2 separate regions of the Homo sapiens genome follow, and region 2 is linked to region 1. The links are chromatin contacts, found by POLR2A ChIA-PET in ENCODE. All regions are on one chromosome and are shown on one strand. Each heading gives the region's core, a stretch centred on a gene start or an enhancer-like site at or near the end of the contact. The rest is flanking DNA. Distances are from core to core; before and after follow the strand shown.

Region 1 (4,524 bases), core at 1,147-3,646:
TGTGAGTGGAATCACACAATATGTATTATTTTGCGTGTGGCTTCTTTTGCTCGACACATATGTGTGCAAGTTCCATCTACACTGCTGTGTGTAGTTGTTCATTCATTTTCATTCTCACTGGAGTATTGCATTGTATGAAGATACCACAATTTATCCGTTCTGCTGTCGATGAGCATTTGGGTAGTTCCTGGTTTAGGGATATTTCAAATTATGTGGCTATGGAGATCACTGGCATAGTCCTGTCCAATAAAATATGATAGACACAGAAGAACTGAAAATATGAGTCAAACAGATATTTGTACCAAAATGTTCACAGCAGCACTATTCACCATAGCCAAAAGTGGAAACAACCGAAATGCCCATCAGTGAATGAATGGATAAACAAAATGTGGTATATCCTTACAATGGAACATTATTCAGTCTTAAAAAAGGAAGGAAGGTCTGACATATGCTACAACATGCGTGAACCTTGAAGACACTATACTGAGTGAAATAAGCCAGCAACCAAGGACAAATTGTATATGATTTCTCCCGTATGAGGCAACCTAGAATAGTCCAGTTCACAGAGACAGAAAGTAGAATAGTGGCTGCCAGGGGCTGGGAGGAGAGGAGCAAGCGGAGTTGTTGTTTTATAGAGGCAGAGTGTCAGTTTGGGAAGATGAAAACGCTCTGGGGGTAGATGATGGTGATGGTTGCGCAACAATGGGAATGTACTTAACACAGCTGAACTTCTGGACCCTTAAAAATGGTCCAAATGGTAAATGTTATGCATATCTTACCACAATAAAAAGGTAAAAATATATAATATGATCCACAATGCAAGCCATGTATATTTCTAGCAGCCACATTCAAAAAAGAAAAAGAAATAGGTAAAAGTAATTTTAAAAATTACTTAACCCAGGCCAGGTACAGTGGCTCATGCTTGTAATCCCAGCATTTTGGGAGGCTGAGGTGGGCAGATCACTTGAGGTCAGGAGTTTGAGACCAGCCTGGCCAACATGGTGAAACCCCATCTCTACTAAACATACAAAACAAAATTAACTACGGGTGGTAGCAGGTGCCTGTAGTCCCAGCTGCTCAGGAGGCTGAGGCAGGAGAGTCACTTGAATCCGGGAGGCAGAGGTTGCAGTGAGCCAAGATCATGCCACTGCACTCCAGCCTGGGCGACATAGTGAGACTCCGTCTCAAAAAAATAAAAAACAAAAATAAAAATTACTTAATCCAATCTATCCAAAATATTATTGCGACACATCATCAATATTAGCAAGTTATTAAGGAGTCATTTTGCATTTTTGTTAGTATACAAAATCCCATATATATTTCACACTTGCAGCACATCTCAATTTGACCAGCCATATTTCTTTCTTTTTTCTGAGACTGTCTCGCTCTGCTGCTCAGGCCGGAGTGCAGTAGCACGATCTTGGCTCACTGCAGCCTCCGCCCCTGGGTTCAAGCAATTGTTGTGCCTCAGCCTCCCAAGTAGCTGGAACTACAGGTACGTGCCACCACGCCTGGCTGATTTTTGTATTTTTAGTAGAGACAGGGTTTTGCCATGTCAGCCAGGCTTGGATCAGCCATATTTCAAGGACTCAGCAGCCACATGTGGTGGGTGGCTCCACATCAGATCATGCAGGTCTAGTTCAAGTCTTTTGATGAATGTATCATGCATACCTGTTAGATATGTGCATTTTTAATTTTGATAGATGTTACCAGATTAGCTTCTATAGGTGTTAAACCAAGTTTTCTTTTCTGGTTTTTTTTTTTTTTTTTTTTTGGTTTGTTTGGAGATGGAGTCTCACTCTGTTGCCCAGGATGGAGTGCAATGGCGAGATCTCAGCTCACTGCAAGCTCCGCCTCCTGGGTTCAAGTGATTCTCCTGCCTCAGCCTCCCGAGTAGCTGGGACTACTGGCGTGTGCCACCACACCCAGCTAATGTTTGTATTTTTAGTAGAGACAGGGTTTCGCCATATTGGCCAGGCTGGTCTTGAACTCCCGACCTCAGGTGATCCGCCCTCCTCGGCCTCCCAAAGTGCTGGGATTACAGGTGTGAGCTATCGCACCTGGCCAAAACCAAGTTTTAATCCCACCAACAATGTAAGAAGGAGTGTGTCTCCATATCCCCACCTGCATAAGTTTGCCAGTTTGATAGCAAAACAGTGCCTGCTCAGGTGGTGTGGGTTTAACACGTTTCTCTTCCTAGGAGTGAAAATGAGAATCTTTTTATATGTTAAAATGCCGCTGCGCTTTCCTTTCTGTGAACCATTGGCTCACCAATTTGAGGGCTATTTTATACTTCTCTCACCCCTCTCCCCGTTCTCCAGGCCCCACCAGAGTTGGGACTAAATGAGGGCTCAAAGCCAGATATTTCAGAATCGTGCTGTTGTCTTGCTGGCAAATTCTGTCTGAGTTCTGGGAAGCAGGGCTTATCCTTGAGGGCACACCGCCCCCTGCTGGCCAAGATGGGTTTTTCCTCCCCAGCTTAGACCAGGAGAGGAGGCAGGACGGCTGGCGACTGAGGGGGGCTGCCTCTGGAGTCTGGGTTTGATCTCACGTATACCATTGACTCCTATGTGACCTCAGGTAAGCAACTTCACCTCTCTGGGCTTTCTACTTCCTCACCTATAAAATCGAAATAATAGCCATTCTTCTCACTCTCGGCGTTGTTGGAGGAATAATCCGGTGATCGGGCTTGAAGGTGCTTCACAGAGTGTGGCAAAAAACAAGTGCTAACTAAACAGTGGCTGGGATTCTTGACATTCAGAAAGACCCAGTGGAGAGAGAGAAAGGATGACGGGAGCTTAGCAAAAGAAGCAGCTGGTGCAGCTGGAATTTCATAGGTCCACTTCTGCCTAGCCAACTTCTAAACCTGTTTTCTCTTGGCTCCCTTACTTTCCAGCCAGAGGCTCAGTCATACTGCAATGCTGAGAACTCCCTGCCTAAGCCAGACAGGGCCTTGACCTTTCCCCCACGTTGGGCTGGGCACACTAGAGTGCTGAGCAAATCCACACTCAGCACCTCCCCTCCCCCCCCCACACACACACATACACAAAGCCACACATGCAAAGCATTTGGATATCTTCTTCCAGGGAGCTTATAGACACCCCAGCAGAGGCTTCTGTGATCACACTGGCTGAGCACCAGCTCTCTGTGTGGTGCTGGATGAGGGGAGTTTTATCTGAGCCACTCTGGCCCCCCGCTGTAGGGCCCTGTCCTCTTATTTGACATTCAACTCTTGCCTAATTGACAATTACACTCATATCCTTCCTCTGCTCTGCAACCTTCCATGGCTCCCCAGTGCCTACCACCTAAGGCCAGATTCCTCACCCTGGCATTCAAGGCCACTCATGGCCTTGGATGGTCTGTGTGTGGAGGGGCCCACTAGGCTACATGAGGAACGCTCTCTCAAATCCTGCCCTTCCTTCAAGATTGAACTAAATGCCACTTCCTTCCTTCCTTCATTTCTCTACCCATTCATTCAACATGATTTATTAAACACAAAATGGATTTATTAGCACATATTTATTACCTACTATGTGAAGACATTATTCTAGGCAGTGGAGAGAGATAGTGGTCTCAGCCAATTGCAACTGAAATGTGTTAGTTTTGCAAATGTGAAACATATGCCCATGCGAATGCGTTGGAAAGTTCCTCCATGGCCCTGGGAGAGGACATGCAAGTCAGGAGCCCTGATGCGTCACCAGCCTCACAGTAAATTCACCTCTGTGCCCAAGAATGCAGGGCTGTCTCCTGGTCCAGGATCATGGTCTCTTCCTCCTCTGATCTCCAAGGACTTGCACTCTCGGCTCTGCCACTGACCAGCTTTGTGACTTTGGGAAGTCATTTTTCTAAGTCTCAGATTATGTATGTAAATGGGTATATAGGAAGTGATTCCTACCTTGAGAGAGGAATTAAATGTTAATTAAATTGCTTAAAGGGGTTAGGTTACATTAGATTAGGTGTAAAAACGTCTGCACGTGGTAAGTGCTCATTGAGCGGCAGCCATTATTATTACTATTAGCCGCAGCTGACTTGGGCAACACCTGCTACCTGCTTCCAGATGGATCCAGAGGTTTGCTTTCTTTGCCCACTGGAGGGCAGCAGAAAGCAGAAACCTGCCTTCCAGAGCTTTGCACCCCGGCTAACACCTAACACTGGCCTCTCAAGAGGCAGGAGGAAGGGTAAGGGGTTTCTGGGCTCAAAAGTGAGGCTGGCCAGTGAATTTTCTGTGTCTCTAGGACTGGATGCTAGTGGCTGGGGTAGGTTCCCTAAACAGCTCCAATCAATGCAAAGGCAGCCAAGTCATCCAGCCCACAGCCCCAGTGTCCGTCCCTGGATGCATCCCACAGTCCTGGACAGGATGGGCAGGAGTTCTGGCCTCTGGAGCTGCTCTTCGCATTTCTGTCTGTGTGACCTTGGGCAAGTGCCTTGACCTCTCTGTGCCTCCATTTCTTTTTCCGTAAAATGGAAATATTGCTGTTTCCCCCAAAAGGAAAAGCTTCCATATATGCAGAGGGATGGCCATGC
Region 2 (4,524 bases), core at 536-3,035, 330 kb before region 1:
ACAAAAGAAGGTCAGAACAGCAAGCTTAGAGCAACAGAGAAATAATATATTCCACTAACTGATGAAGAAAGATTTATCTGCCTCTTAGGCTTAAGGACCAAAGTATATTGTTTGTGATTCACTTTCCTATGTTCTTCATTACCATTATGCTACTGCCCTCTCTTGAAAAATGTATTTCCCTCATGGCTGTTCTTGGCTCTCCTTTTACCAATATAACTATACTGGAGTAGCTATCTTTCAAAATATATAGGCCTTGAGCCCTTCACTCAAGTTATACTGAGATCTGGTACTTTCATATCCTAAAATGTGGTCTGGCAGGGTGTTCTGAATGAATTTTCAGGCATCAGGAGTTCTGTGCTTTTTGGCTCATTCCAAAAGAATCAAGAATGCTAATGGTTTCCAAAGATAAAAGGGGGCCCAACATCTGGATACAATAAGAAAAACTGCACAAACAATTAGGATTTAGTCTCCACTCTGGCAGGACAACCTTGAATTATTTTTGAAACTGTGAGAAAAACCTAAGTACCAAGATGTCTGCTCTTCTATTGTAAATCTCACCCACGAGGGAGCTACTGATAAAATGCACAGTGAACCACAGTGGTTATCTTTCGGGGGTGGAAAAAAAATCCAGTCGGTAATAAATTCCACTGTATTAAGATAAGAGGCTGAAACTTTACAAAAGAAGGCTCATGTGTATCTAAAGTCTGGCCCTCTTAAAAATCCGTCACCTTGTATTCTGGGCTATTTAATAGATTCTCAAAACATGTATCATCTTATTGCCAAGGAATTTAAAACACAGACACACACAGACACAAACCACACAGAGCCTCCCTCTCTCTTCTCGGCACAATGGTAAAATGTTACTGAAACTGACAAGTGACCTTCCCTTAGCTCAACCATGTTCATGCCAGCACTCAGGCATTCCTGGGGTGGCACCTACAAAACATCATCAATACCAAGAGCAAAAACTAAAAGTTAGTAAAAAGTTAGTATCAAGAGAAAAGGAATTAGGAAGAAGAAAAGTAGCACTGTTGAAGAAATGTTTACGTCCAATGAAAAAAACACTCTCATACATTAAAAGACTTACTATAATACCTACCATTTTTGAGCATTTACACATTAAATATTTTACACATACAATCTCATATCATCTTGACAAAACTACAAAATAGGAACTTTGGTGCCCCATTTTTTCAGACAAGGAAACTGAGGATCAAAAAAGAAAGAACCTGACCAAGGTGACGTAGTCTGTAAGACCCTGAGCAAAGTTTCAAGCCAAAGACTGATGCTAAAAATCAATGTTCACTCCACTACTCCTTTGTCCTTCTCTTGCCCTTACTCAGAGATAGGGTTCCAACAAAATCAAATGTTTTCAGCTTTAGTTTTGGGGTGCATAACTGGACTAATGCTGTCTGAAACTCTCATGTGATGCTGACTGTGAGTGGCAAGCATACACCAACACAATACTCTGATGATAGATGTTTAAATCCTGAAGGGATCAGAAATTGGACAGTAAGGCTACCGTGGTAAAAGAAGTGTTAAAATACTTGCAGTACTTTATGTCCTAATTACTGTACTTGCAAATGCCATAATCTGAGTCAGTGAGAATAAGACAGATAACACACAAGGGAGACAATGTTCTAACAACCCCTTTCAAACTGCAGATGGAAAGAAAATAGGCTCTGAGTCAAGAATTCCTATCTTATGCAGCTCTGAAATCAGTATCTGATGGACGGTGTTGAAGTAAAATCATTTTGACAACAGCCTAGCCTTTCACCTGATTTCAACATGAGGAAACTCACAGCAACAATAGGTGCCTTCATGAAACTTAGGACTTTCTGAGGAACTATAAACACATAATGTTTTTACCACAAAATACTATCTCAGTAATTTAACTAAAACATGTCTCTTAGTTGCCCTAACTTAATTATGTCATTATGCTTTAAAATTCTGTTTCAAAGAGATTAATGTGGCTGTTGCTCTGGGAGAAAAATTAGAATCTTATGCACTAAGTACAAGTTTTAAAGAGGAATCATCATCTCACTCCCTTCAATTCACTGAATCTAATTTGAAGGCTTGGTCAGGGGAAACATTCTTTCAATTAGTAGTCCAAGTTCTGCCTCCCATTGACCTATTAAGCCTGGAGATGAGGAGGGGTGACCAGGGCTATGCATCTCTTGGGAATGTGGTAAGGACAAGAAAACCATGACATTATCGCCAATGAATCCTGAGAGGAAGAACCGCCGCATGTCAAATCTTTAGTGGATGAGTACATGTTACTGCAAGTGGCCATCCTTTGGCTTGTCATTTCCTCATGAGGGGCAAAAGCATTTAACTGCTAAACTACAAGTCTGTGCAAATCAAGCTACTTCAGTTGCTCCAAAATGTTTTTGTTATCTTTGCCACTAAAAAAAAAATATTTTTTTGCTTTCAAATATATACTTTTTAAATATTTAATAATGTTGTGAAAGCTTGGATTCTTTCTACATCAAGTATAAAATTAATCCTTTCCATTTTATTTTATTTTATTTTATTTTGAGACAGTCTTGCTCTGTCACCCAGGCTGGAGTGTAGTGGTACGATCTTGGCCCACTGCAATCTCCGCCTCCCGGTTTCAAGAGATTCTCCTTCCCCAGCTTCCTTAGTAGCTGGGATTACAGGCACGCCCCACTACACCCAGCTGATTTTTTGTATTTTTAGTAGAGATGGGGTTTCGCCATGCTGGTCAGGCTGGTCTCGAACTCCTGACCTCAAGTGATCCACCCACCTCGGCCTCCCAAAGTGCTGAGATTACAGGCATGAGCCACCACATCCTGGACCGTTTTCATTTTAGCTCTAAATATTAACACCCTATTTCATAATGATCAAATAAAACAGAAGAAATTCTTCTGCTTTAAAAAAATGGTTGCTTGAAAACGGATAATGGTGAAACTATTCTTCTGCATATTAAGATAAAAGAAAGAGAAAATATATAATTTAATATAAAAGAGAAAATATGCAAAAAATTCCATCATTTTCACAGTACTACCAATTGTATTCAGTGCCACCAGTATATTATTTTGGATGACATATGTGAGTAATACCAAAATTAACAAAACCCACAACCACACAGTGACAATTTTAACAATTTAACAATTTTAACAAATCTCCAGAAGCTAAAAGATCAAGTATCAAAAATTGGTAAAGATAGACAAATGAAAGACAATTAGCAACTGATTGCTAATTACAGATTCCTGCACCAAACAATTAGAAAATACATTATTTTTAAGACACACAAAGCACATTTAATGAAAATTAATAACATGTTAGGCCACAATGTCTCAAAAAATAACAAAGAATTGATATAACAGACCACACTCTTCAACCACAATTCTATAAATTAAAAATTTTAAATAAGCAGTTTTTAAAAATCATACATTTGCTATTAAAAAACACTTCCGAATAACTCATGGGTTAAAAAATAAATGTGTATAGCACAAGCACTACACACTGGAAAAAAATATTTACAATATACCACATATGAAAATGTATGGAATACAGCTAAAACAGAACTAAGAGAAAAAGTTACAATGTTGATTAAATGTATTAGTAAGCAAGAAAATTAAAAAGCTAACTATTCAAATTAAAAAAAGACAAAACAACATTAATTAAAGAATTTTTTTTAAATAAAACCTCTTAAACTAAAAATAAACCAAAACTTATTTAGCCTGTTAAGGGGTATCGACCAAATTCTGCTGCAAAATCAGACTCCATGGTAAAAAATCCCAAGAATTTTCTTTAAAGTGAGCAACAAGACAAGAATGTCCACTACCAGCTCTACTATGCAACACTGTATTGGAGGTCTTAATAAGAAAAAAACCTTGGCCAGGCTTGGTGGTTCACACTTGTAATCCCAGTACTTTGGGAGGTTGAGGAAGGAGGATTACCTGCACCCAGGAGTTCCAGACCAGCCTGGGCAACACAGGGAGATCCCATCTCTATAAAAAAAAAAAAAAAAAAAAAAAAAAAAAAATCACAGGTGTGGTGGCACATGCCTGTGGTCCCAGCTACTCAGGTGGCTGAGGCAGGAGGATTGCTTGGCCCCAGGAATTCAAGGCTGCAGTGAGCTAGGATCGCGCCACTGCATTCCAGAGTGAGACAGTGCCTCAAAAAAAAAAAAAAGAAGAAGAAGAAGAAGAAGATTATATATAAAGATCAAAAGGAAAAACTATAATCATAATTCATAGACAATAAGACTGTCTCCATTTTTTTAAAAAGGCAATCTCCATAAAACCTGTTACAATGAATAAAACAGTCCATAAATATCTACAGTAGTTGTCTATAGAAGAAAAATGTTAGAAACAAAAGTTTTTTAAACTATGCCATTTGTAATAGCAACAAATAAGTATCTAAAAATAGATTTAACAAAAAGCTCTAAAACATCTTTGTTGGTACAATTATAAAATTATCTAAGAATATAAAAGATAGACCAAACAGATTGAAAGATAAACCATGTTCATGCATAGAAAGAATTAACACAGAGAT

What was found. ChIA-PET counts read pairs that join two places held with the same protein, here RNA polymerase II (POLR2A).
Region 2: POLR2A ChIA-PET joins it to region 1 with 13 read pairs in activated T-cell. The contact joins two enhancer-like sites. POLR2A ChIA-PET finds 5 or more read pairs at or near these places in 3 of 52 experiments (BJ, activated T-cell and activated naive CD4-positive, alpha-beta T cell).

What each region holds. Positions count from the first base shown.
Region 1 is chr20:44,683,288-44,687,811 of GRCh38, reverse strand. No RefSeq gene overlaps it. Among named protein-coding and RNA genes, the nearest start is that of LINC01260, 14 kb to the right of the region's middle. RefSeq lists silencers at 2,445-2,564, 4,166-4,225. Within about 2 kb of position 2,396, at least 5 of the 41 ENCODE cell types and tissues checked have a DNase peak (open chromatin) inside an H3K27ac peak, as active enhancers do.
Region 2 is chr20:45,012,437-45,016,960 of GRCh38, reverse strand. The region is part of intron 9 of STK4 (serine/threonine kinase 4); the gene reads right to left. Among named protein-coding and RNA genes, the nearest start is that of STK4, 48 kb to the right of the region's middle. Within about 2 kb of position 1,785, at least 2 of the 41 ENCODE cell types and tissues checked have a DNase peak (open chromatin) inside an H3K27ac peak, as active enhancers do.